2 separate regions of the Mus musculus genome follow, and region 1 is linked to region 2. Evidence: chromatin loops called from intact Hi-C (ENCODE). Cell type or tissue: heart. All regions are shown on one strand. Links, peaks and the distances in the headings refer to the core of each region. The heading gives the core; the rest is flanking DNA.

The links. Hi-C counts contacts between places; a loop is a spot of excess contacts. Peaks named below come from ENCODE experiments on the same cell type or tissue, not always from the same donor. Only the 100,000 strongest peaks of a DNase experiment are listed, where the experiment ranks them.
Region 1: it touches region 2 in a loop (2.3-fold over the local background); 1 of 42 quality-filtered maps calls a loop at or near these places.

The regions. Positions count from the first base shown.
Region 1 is chr1:71,555,168-71,559,551 of GRCm38, forward strand. Atic (5-aminoimidazole-4-carboxamide ribonucleotide formyltransferase/IMP cyclohydrolase) reads left to right here and starts at 1,989. Exons shown (of 16, transcript NM_026195.3): 1 at 1,989-2,107; 2 at 2,330-2,456; 3 at 4,059-4,135. The coding sequence starts at 2,089. In heart, for the core only: a CTCF peak has its summit at 1,943; a DNase peak (open chromatin) is centred at 1,954; H3K4me3 peaks cover 2,051 bases; H3K27ac peaks cover 1,388 bases.
Region 2 is chr1:71,650,570-71,654,953 of GRCm38, forward strand. It overlaps Fn1 (fibronectin 1), which reads right to left and starts at 2,665. Exons shown (of 46, transcript NM_010233.2): 1 at 2,263-2,665; 2 at 952-1,080; 3 at 1-130. The coding sequence starts at 2,413. Apol7d (apolipoprotein L 7d) reads left to right here and starts at 2,766. Exons shown (of 4, transcript NR_040308.1): 1 at 2,766-2,817. In heart, for the core only: no CTCF peak of the experiment used is centred there; a DNase peak (open chromatin) is centred at 2,732; H3K4me3 peaks cover 3,609 bases; H3K27ac peaks cover 3,892 bases.

The sequences.
Region 1 (4,384 bases), core at 68-4,067, 96 kb before region 2:
TAAAAACAGAACTCATTTTTTCTTCCTGTTACTAACATGAAACAAGCACCAAGTCTGTATTCTAAAACTATGAGAGAATGGAATCAAGGCTAATCACTGTAAATAGCTTTAAATAAAAGAAAGGAATGTGTCTTGCCCTGTTACCAGAAGCCCTAGTTAATTCAGTTTAATACCTTGGTTTTTGTTTGTTTGTTTGTTTGTTTGTTTTTAACTGGTGTTTTCTTACTGCCCCAGGGTATGTGTCTGCACTTTCTTCCCAAGTTGAGCTCCTGGGCAGGTAAGGAGGTCATAGCTTTCCTTCTTTATGTCCGGGAGAAAGGGCTAAATATTTGCCTATGTATTATTTTTTCAATGTGGAAAATGTCTAGTGTCTAAGCGCTGTTTATTTCCTTTTATTGTTTATTGCTTTCTCTGCTTTCTAGTTCCTGTAGAAATCTAATGTGGTTGGCCAGGGAAGTCCCCTGGAAGTCCAGGAGCACCAGGCTCACACATGTAAACAAACCTTCACGCAGGCAAAACACCCATATACTTAAAATAAAATTTTAAAGATAAGATAAAGAGAAATATTTCTTGGAAACACCTTTGCCCACTGAGCCACTCACTTGTTCTTCCTGAATTTTGACTATTTCATACCCTCTTATAGTAGCTAACTAAAGGCTGATTACAATCTTATATGCGTGGAACTAATTATTCTAATATCTGTCACCTTTTGTTGTTTGTTTAACATTTTTGAGACAAGGTCTTGCTGTTTCTTTGGCAGGTATGGGACTTAAAGTGTGGACCAAACTAGCTCCAAACTTGCAATGATCTTTCTGAACCTTGTTCACCTCTGTACATTGAAAGTTGTGAACACATCCTGAAGACACTCTCATGATCCTAATATATCTTCCTTAGAAACATGAGAGGTGTTCAGAGCAAGGAGTTAACACGTTCTGAGGTCAGAAAAATGAGATAGATATTTGATCAATAGATATTTGGAGAAGGAAAAAGAGATTGGACTATTAGAGAGGAAAGACAAGAAGCAGACTAGCATCCAAATAATAGGAAAATGGACTTTGCACAGATTGGGAGACTAGACTGGAAATAAAAAGCTAAGCTTTCTATAGAATTGTACAATTTTAGGCTCCTTTATAGAATTTTTAAGTTCTTTTTTGGAATTGTATTAAAGAACATTACAAAAGAAAACATAATCAAAAAATTAATTCTAAACATTAATGTTAAAAATAGGGCTGTTAGCCGGGCAGTGGTGGCACATGCCTTTAATCCCAGCACTTGGGAGGCAGAGGCAGGCTGATTTCTGAGTTCGAAGCCAGCCTGGTTACAGAGTGAGTTCCAGGACAGCCAGGAATACATAGAGAAACCCTGTCTCGGAAAAAAAAAAAAAATAGGGCTGTGTATACAGCAAGATATGTTTATTTTGTGCCAAAGGTGTCACTTTTATTAAAAAGAAGCAGATGAGCTCAATTTTGCTATTCCTATTTTTAATAACTTAAGTCTTGAAACCTTTACTCCTGCCACCTGGGCTTGAAGGAAAAGAGCATTTTACACATGGTGATCTTGATGTAAATTCCAGGCCATTTTATAATGTGGTATGAAAAACTTCAAATGACGGTCATTTTACTTCTTTGGGGCTCTCAACTGTGGAGGCAATGACTTCATGCGTAGGTCTCCCAGACCTGTAAAAGGGAGACCATAGCAGAAGGCTTCTCTAATCCTTTCTGACATCGTCAGACAGGGTCTGTTTAGTCCTCTCGCTAGTTTCCCCCAATCAGTGCTCCAGCCGCCGCGGCCCCACCTCCCGGGACCTCAGCAGCAGCACCCCAGATGCGCGCGAACCGCGAGTCCCCACGCCCAGATCTGGGTTCGGAAAGAGGAAGCCCGCGGCTACAGATCCCAGGCTCCGGAGTTAGCAGCCGCCCCGCCCAGCGGCGCCTTCCACCCTAGGCTGCAGCTCACTGGAGGAGGGGCGGGACCTCGGGGTCACGTGGGGTCGACACGCCCTGCCCACTGCTTCCTGAACCGCGGGGTCCGGCCTGCCTGCCTACGCACGTGGCCTGTCCGTCCCTTGACTCCGCGACCCAACGCAGCATGGCTCCGTCTCAGCTTGGTGAGGCCCTCGCGATGCATCATAGGGGTCCTGCCTGCACCATCCCCGCCACCCACTCATGCCGCTGGCCGAGCTGGGGAGGCCCCGGGCCCGGCCTGCAGGCTGGGTGTCCCCAGTGCTGGGCCCTGGGCCTGCAGTTGCATGAGTCCCCTTCCCAGGAGTCCTCCCCGGGAGATCTCGGTGCCAGAAGCCGCGAGTAATGAGAACTGCCTTCTCTTTCAGCCCTGTTCAGTGTGTCTGACAAAACTGGCCTCGTGGAATTTGCCAGAAGTCTCGCGTCTCTTGGTTTGAGTCTGGTCGCTTCCGGAGGCACGGCAAAAGCGATCAGGGATGCTGGCCTGGCAGTCAGGTAAGGCAGTAGGTAGCGTTAAAGGGAGAAAAACGTTGTGACCATATTCACCAGAAAGCCATGCAAAAAACTGACAAAACACAGGGAGAAGTTAGGTTAGAACTAGGGAGCCTTGAGTTTTAGAGTCCTAGCACCCAGCCACTGTTTGCAAACAAATTAACTTCGGAGGGCCATGTGTTATGCAGAATAAACACGAATGTTCAGGTTCCATGGCCTGGCTTTGACTGGTTGCACAGTTAGACTGTAACATCTTTGAAGATCTGTATCTCCCTCTTCATAGCCTCACCCATCAGAAAGTACCAGTGGCTCGATCACACTCATCTCCTGACTAACAGTGGGAAGGGTTTGACAAGAGATGTCAGGAGATGACCCTGAAGGTCTGGAAGGTAGAAAAGGAAAAAGACCTTAGTTCCCTGGCTGTTTTCATTGCCATTATAACTCTTGGTTTGTGGAGAATCCCTATAGAGGTAAATTATTCACCTCTTCATAACTCTTGTTTGTGTAAGCAGTACATAACCCCTGTACATTTGACAGCTTCAGACAGCAAGAATGCCTTTACTTAGTAAATGTCTTCAGTGGATTCTCTTGTGACTTATGGGAGTCCGGAGCATCAGGGACAGCAGACAAGTAGGCTCCTGTGAGGTGCAGTTGAGTTACTGTGGAGCTGGTATGGGTAGGCCATTGTTGCTGTGGCATTTACGATGAAGTACGAGGAGTTCTTGCATTGTCTATCGCCTAGTTTAAATGTTTCTCAGATGGTCATTCATATTTCCACGCCACTGCCCAGTATTTGCTTGCCCCGTTACGCCTTCTCGTATTCTTTTGGTGGTATGGAAGACTGACCCCAATGTCCAGTCCACTCCTGAGCTGTATCCCTAGTTCATTTTTTATGCTTTGCTTCAGAAACTTTTAAAACTTAGAGCCAGGGTCTCTGTAGGTTGCCCAGGCTGGCCTTGAACTTGTGATCCTCCTGCCTCTTCCTCCTTGAGTGAGTTGGAGTATGGATATCTTTTAGAAATTAGAACTATGTCCTGTTAAAGAGTAAGTGTTTTTGTTTGTTTATGCGGGTCCTGGTGCATGGGAGACAAACTTTGTACACCTGAGCCATATTTCCAGTCCAAACATATTTTTAATGTTTTTGTTGTTGTTAAATTCACTATAAATGATTCTCAGTAGAATCTCTTTGCTTTGTTTGTTTGCTTTTGGTTTTTCAGGCAATGGTTTCCCTATGTTGTCCTGGAACTTTATCTGTAGACCAGGCTGGGCTTGAACTCACAGAGATCCACTTGCCCCTGCCTCCTGAGTGATGGGATTAAAGACGTGTGCCACCACTGCCCTTGAATTTCATAATTAAAGGTTGTTAAGAGTCTGGACATTGTAAAGCCAGTGCTTTAATACCTAATTGATTTTCTAAAACATATCATTTAGGAAATATAACATTTTGCAGTATATGAATAACATTTAGGAAATCCAACACAGTGAAAATTTTTAAAGCTTTGCTTAAGTTGGACTTGAAAAAAAAACCTCTTGTAGATTTGGTGGGAGATGCTTTGAGTCCTGGAAAGTGATAATTCAGTAACTGTTTTATTACTCTGTTTTCAGAGATGTGTCTGAGCTAACAGGGTTCCCTGAAATGTTAGGGGGACGCGTGAAAACCTTGCACCCTGCGGTCCATGCTGGTAAGTGGTTGAGGGTTGTAATCCCTCAGTTTATAACAGATTTTAGTTCATAGTTTCAAAAGATACAGGAAGAAATAAATCATAAGCCCCCAAAAAAAGATTTTAAAAGAGTCTACTTCTCCCATTGATCCCTTTATAATCTGACTCCTCACTACAGGATAAGTTCAGATTGTTTTCCTACATTGCTTTTGATCGTGACCTACTAACTAATTTAGCTAATCTAGATTGCGTTGTTTCTATGTACAGTCT
Region 2 (4,384 bases), core at 311-4,310:
GTACAGCTGATCCTGCCTCTCCCAGCCCCGATGCAGGTACAGTCCCAGATCATGGAATCTTTAGGGCGCTCATAAGTGTCACCCACTTTGTAAGTGTTCCCAGTGTATTTGTCAAAGCAAGTCTCTTCAGCTGTGGAAAGGGGAAAAAAAAAAAGTCCATGTGAGTCTCACACACATACATGGCGACTCTGAAACTTAAGAGAGACAAGTTTTTAAGTTAGGCTTTAATAAAACCAGAGCTCTTGACCTTTGGCCAGCTCTCAGCGGTTCCCTTATTTATAATGTAAAGAGTTCCCAGGAAAAAGCCACACCCTGTGACCAGCTGAGTTGCAGAGGAAAGATTCCAAATTCCAGTCTCAAACCAGGGAAATCAATTCAAGGGTCACAAGGGACACAAACAGTTTGAAGGTTGCCGGCCTCCCAGCAGTGGCTGGCCTTTGTCAGCCCCACTGAAACATTTGTCCTGTACCCTCCCTCAGCAGCCTCTCTGAAGGGACTGCTGTAGCTCACCGGAAGCGTATCAAGGGGCTTCAGGAGTCTCCGAAGTGGTAGTGGGTTGTTGTTTTTGTTTTTTTCACGGAACTGCAGCTAACAAATCACTTTACAACCCAGTGCCTCAAAGCAACTTCTGGCCCATAATTGGGAGCCAAAAGATCCGAGATCACTTTCTAATAAATTAAACTTTTATAAGCAAACTTTTATAAGTTTTCTTTTTGAAGGGAGACACGCAAAACCTCTCATTTTCTAATCAAAAGCTCCAAGAGAATAAAAAGGCGGCTTTGGAGACTCGTGTGGATTACATTTGTTTTAGAGGTAAGAGCATGTGAAAAGCCAGTGCAAGAAGTCTAATAAGAGGGAATTACAAGCGACTGGAGCAGGGAGGAGGAGAAGGCAAATGTGGTTTTACTTAGAGCATCATCTCTGCCAGGGCCCAGACTGCCTTCCACTTACGCTCAGGCTTGCTCTCGCAGTTAAAACCCCGGCTTCCTCCATAGCAGGTACAAACCAGGGCGTTGCCTAGGTAGGTCCGTTCCCACTGCTGATTTATCTGATAGTGCTTCCCATTGTCAAAACAGCCAGCTGCGAAGAATTGATGGGGAAAGTTATTAACAGTTCCATCCCTCCCTCTCTTTTTTCCCCTACAAAACTACTGAATTTTGCCAACTGACTTGGTGAGCCTGCACAAACAAAAAAACTCTTAAAAGCAATATTCCACTAAAGTTCAGATGTGGAAACTAGCTAATCAAAGATTTAAGCATTGTTTATGTAGATGGATGTTTAGGGGTTTTTTCCTTCTTATCTTTTAACTTGGGTAAAAGTTATACAATGACGTCATGTCCTTATGGGCAGGGGAACTACCTCAGCAGACTTGAAACACTCTGAGAGGCCAGAAATAGAAATTACTTTTAAATCCTGAGGGCTTCAATACTCTTAACAACAACAACAAAAAGACAAGAAAGAAAACTTAAGTTGGGTGTCTTGATGACTATGCCAATAACCCCAGCTCTGTAGAAACTGAGGCAGAAGAATTGCTCCCAAGTTGAACACACAAGCCTGGACAACACAGGAGAATGCCAGGCTAGCTTAGGCTACAGTGTGAGATCATGGCAAAAAAAAAAAAAAAAAAAAAAAAAGAAAAAAAAAAGAAAAGAAAAGAAAAGAAAAGAAAAAGAAAAAAAGGAGGGAGAACTTTTAAATTTTCCTCTAGCCCAAGATAAAGGAAGAGTGTGTCTCTGAAAAACTGGAAGAGAAATGGCTATCCTTGCTCTTGGGGAAAGAATCCTAGGCTACCCCCCCCCCCCCAAAGCACTGAGCCAACTAACATCTCTTTCAAGTTGGTAAGAAACTACCTATTTAGATAGTCTCACCTCCTCCCCGTGTTAAATATTTAACCAGCTATTTGCTGATAAAGAAAATAAGGATCAGGGGAACCACAATAATCTCTGATGTAAAATTTGTAAGTTCGTGTCTCTTTTCTCTTTCACACGTTTTGGTTCCTGGAAGGGCGAACTGAAGGTGTAGAATTTGTTAGCGCACTTGAGGGGAAGAACAGACGGTCCCTACCTCCACTTCACCAGCAACCAGCCTGTTCAGACCTAAGCCTTTTGTGTCCACAGCTGGTTTCCCTCGATAAAGCGCGCACTCACACACGTTCGCACAGCCACGCACGCGCGCAAAAACTTTAGCCACAACTTGAGCGGGCGCTTGAGGACCAACCCATCCCTGCCGCCGGCCGGTTTGAACCAGACTGTCGGTACTCACGCTTGCTCTGACTGACAGCCACCGGGGATTGAGGCTGCACGATTTGCTGAGCCTGCCTCTTGCTCTTCCCGGCTTCGGTGCAGCGCACCGAGGTCCCCAGGCACAGGACTGCCAGCAGCAGCAGCCGCCCGGGTCCCGGACCCCTGAGCATCTTGAGTGGATGGGAGGAGAGTCGCCCTCCCCAGGAGGCAAGTGGCCACGAACTGTGGGTCCCCTCGCAGCCTGCGGGAAAAGTCCTGAGGTGGGGACGCCGGTAAGGAGATGGAAGGAGAGGACCAGAAGTTGTCCGGCTCACACCCTGGGCTCCTTTTCTCCCCCTGTGCAGCGCAGCGGGTGCGAGCGGTTGAGCCCCAAGAGCAGAGGCTTATATGGGACAGTACCTTCCCGCCCCCCACGAGGCCCTGCGCGCCGGGGAGGAGGGTCCGGTCCGACTCCTCCCGCCCCTCCTGCCGCCGCAGCCGCCGCCGACCGCGCGCCTATTGGCCCAGAGTCCGGGTGACGTCACGGGGTACGGTGGGTTCGCCCCGAACAAAAGAGATGCTGATCTCCCGCCAGGTCTGGGACTAGAGAACTTTTTTCCCCTTTCTGGTTTCCTTTGCGGTCGTCAAACTTTTGGGAGGAGGATTGGGGGTAGGGATGGGAAACGGCTGTAAAGTGATGTAGACTCGAAGGAAAGGGAGGGAGGGGCTGGAGCCTAAGGAAGCCTGGGGTGGTAAGGCTTACCCCCCTCATCTCTTAACTTTTTTTTTTTTAAATTGGTGGCTGTGGTGGTGTTTGAGAACATTGCGTCACCTCTGAGAAAAGTCTGTGCACACCAGAGTGTATTTTGTGGGAAGGGAAAAAGTCATAAAGTGGCCACCACCTTGTCCCTGTAGGAATCCAAACTTCACTTTTGCAGCCCCGGGGCGGGGCGGCTCCTTCTGGGTGCTTTTCCTGGGTCCTGGGCGCCGCCTAGGGTCCCCTATCTTTGCCTTTATGGTGTTAGGTAGGCTCAGACCTCGGTTTCTCCACGCAGTACCTGCCAGGTTTCAAGGAAGAGCCTGGGAGAGAGTGAGCGCGTGGCAGAGGTGACCCCCTTCCCTGAGCTTCCACAGCCCTCGGTTCCGCGCGGCGCTCTACAGATTCCAGAGAAACTCACAGGACCAAGTTTCTCTCTAAGAGGAAGCAACAGAAAGTTTCTTTTCTAAGTCGTGAAGCACAGTTTTCCTTTCCTGGGGATGGGGTGCCCGTTTCTTTTAAAAGGGCAGTAGTGAACAGCTTAAGAAGGGGAAAAGTTGAACTGGCTGATGAAGGGGGGCGGGGGGACCCTTCCCGTCCATGCCACGTTCACTGGGCCATCTGCACTCAAACCTAGGTGGCCTCTGAAGGGGGAGTTGGGGTGAGGATGGGTACAAAGATTTAATGTCTTGCCTCCCTCCAGACTTTACCCCGAATCCCCTTGCATGTGTCCGGGCGTTTATTTTATTTTATTTTATTTTATTTTCAGACTTCGCAGTCATGGCAGAATTCCACTATCCACCCCTCCCCCGCTGCCAGATTTTTTATATTTCAATTGTTATCTGCTCCAAGAATGTATAAAGTTCCACTGAAAATTCTCTGGACTTCCTACACTACTGAAGTTGAAAAGGGAATAGGAGACGTCCCCCTGAAGCCAGCAGCTCTAACACGTTGGTCTTTTTTTTTTTTTTTTTTTTAACCTTTCAGACACACACAAGCCCAGTTGCTTTGGTAGGGCTTCAAAAAGACCTTCAAGAAGCCCACTATTTTCAGAGTAGCAGATCCGAACCCCAAACTTGGCTTTCTCCCTCGGTTAGGCGCATGGTCTCCTTTGCTTTGAGAACATATTAAAGCTACTAGCTAGCAAAATATGTTGTTTGTACCAGGTTCTTGGATAATTTGAATTTGTGTGCTTTATAAAATCCTCAACACATTAAAGACACAAAATTAACATTTATCTTTATTGATGTAAAGAACTAAAAACAAAACAAACACACACACACACACACACAAAAAAAACCCACAGCAAATACCAGTTTCTTACAAGCAGTGTAAAATAAGTCAAGAATCTTTGTGACCAACACTCAGGGTTGAACCAGTGCCATACATTCCCCCAAATTTAGAA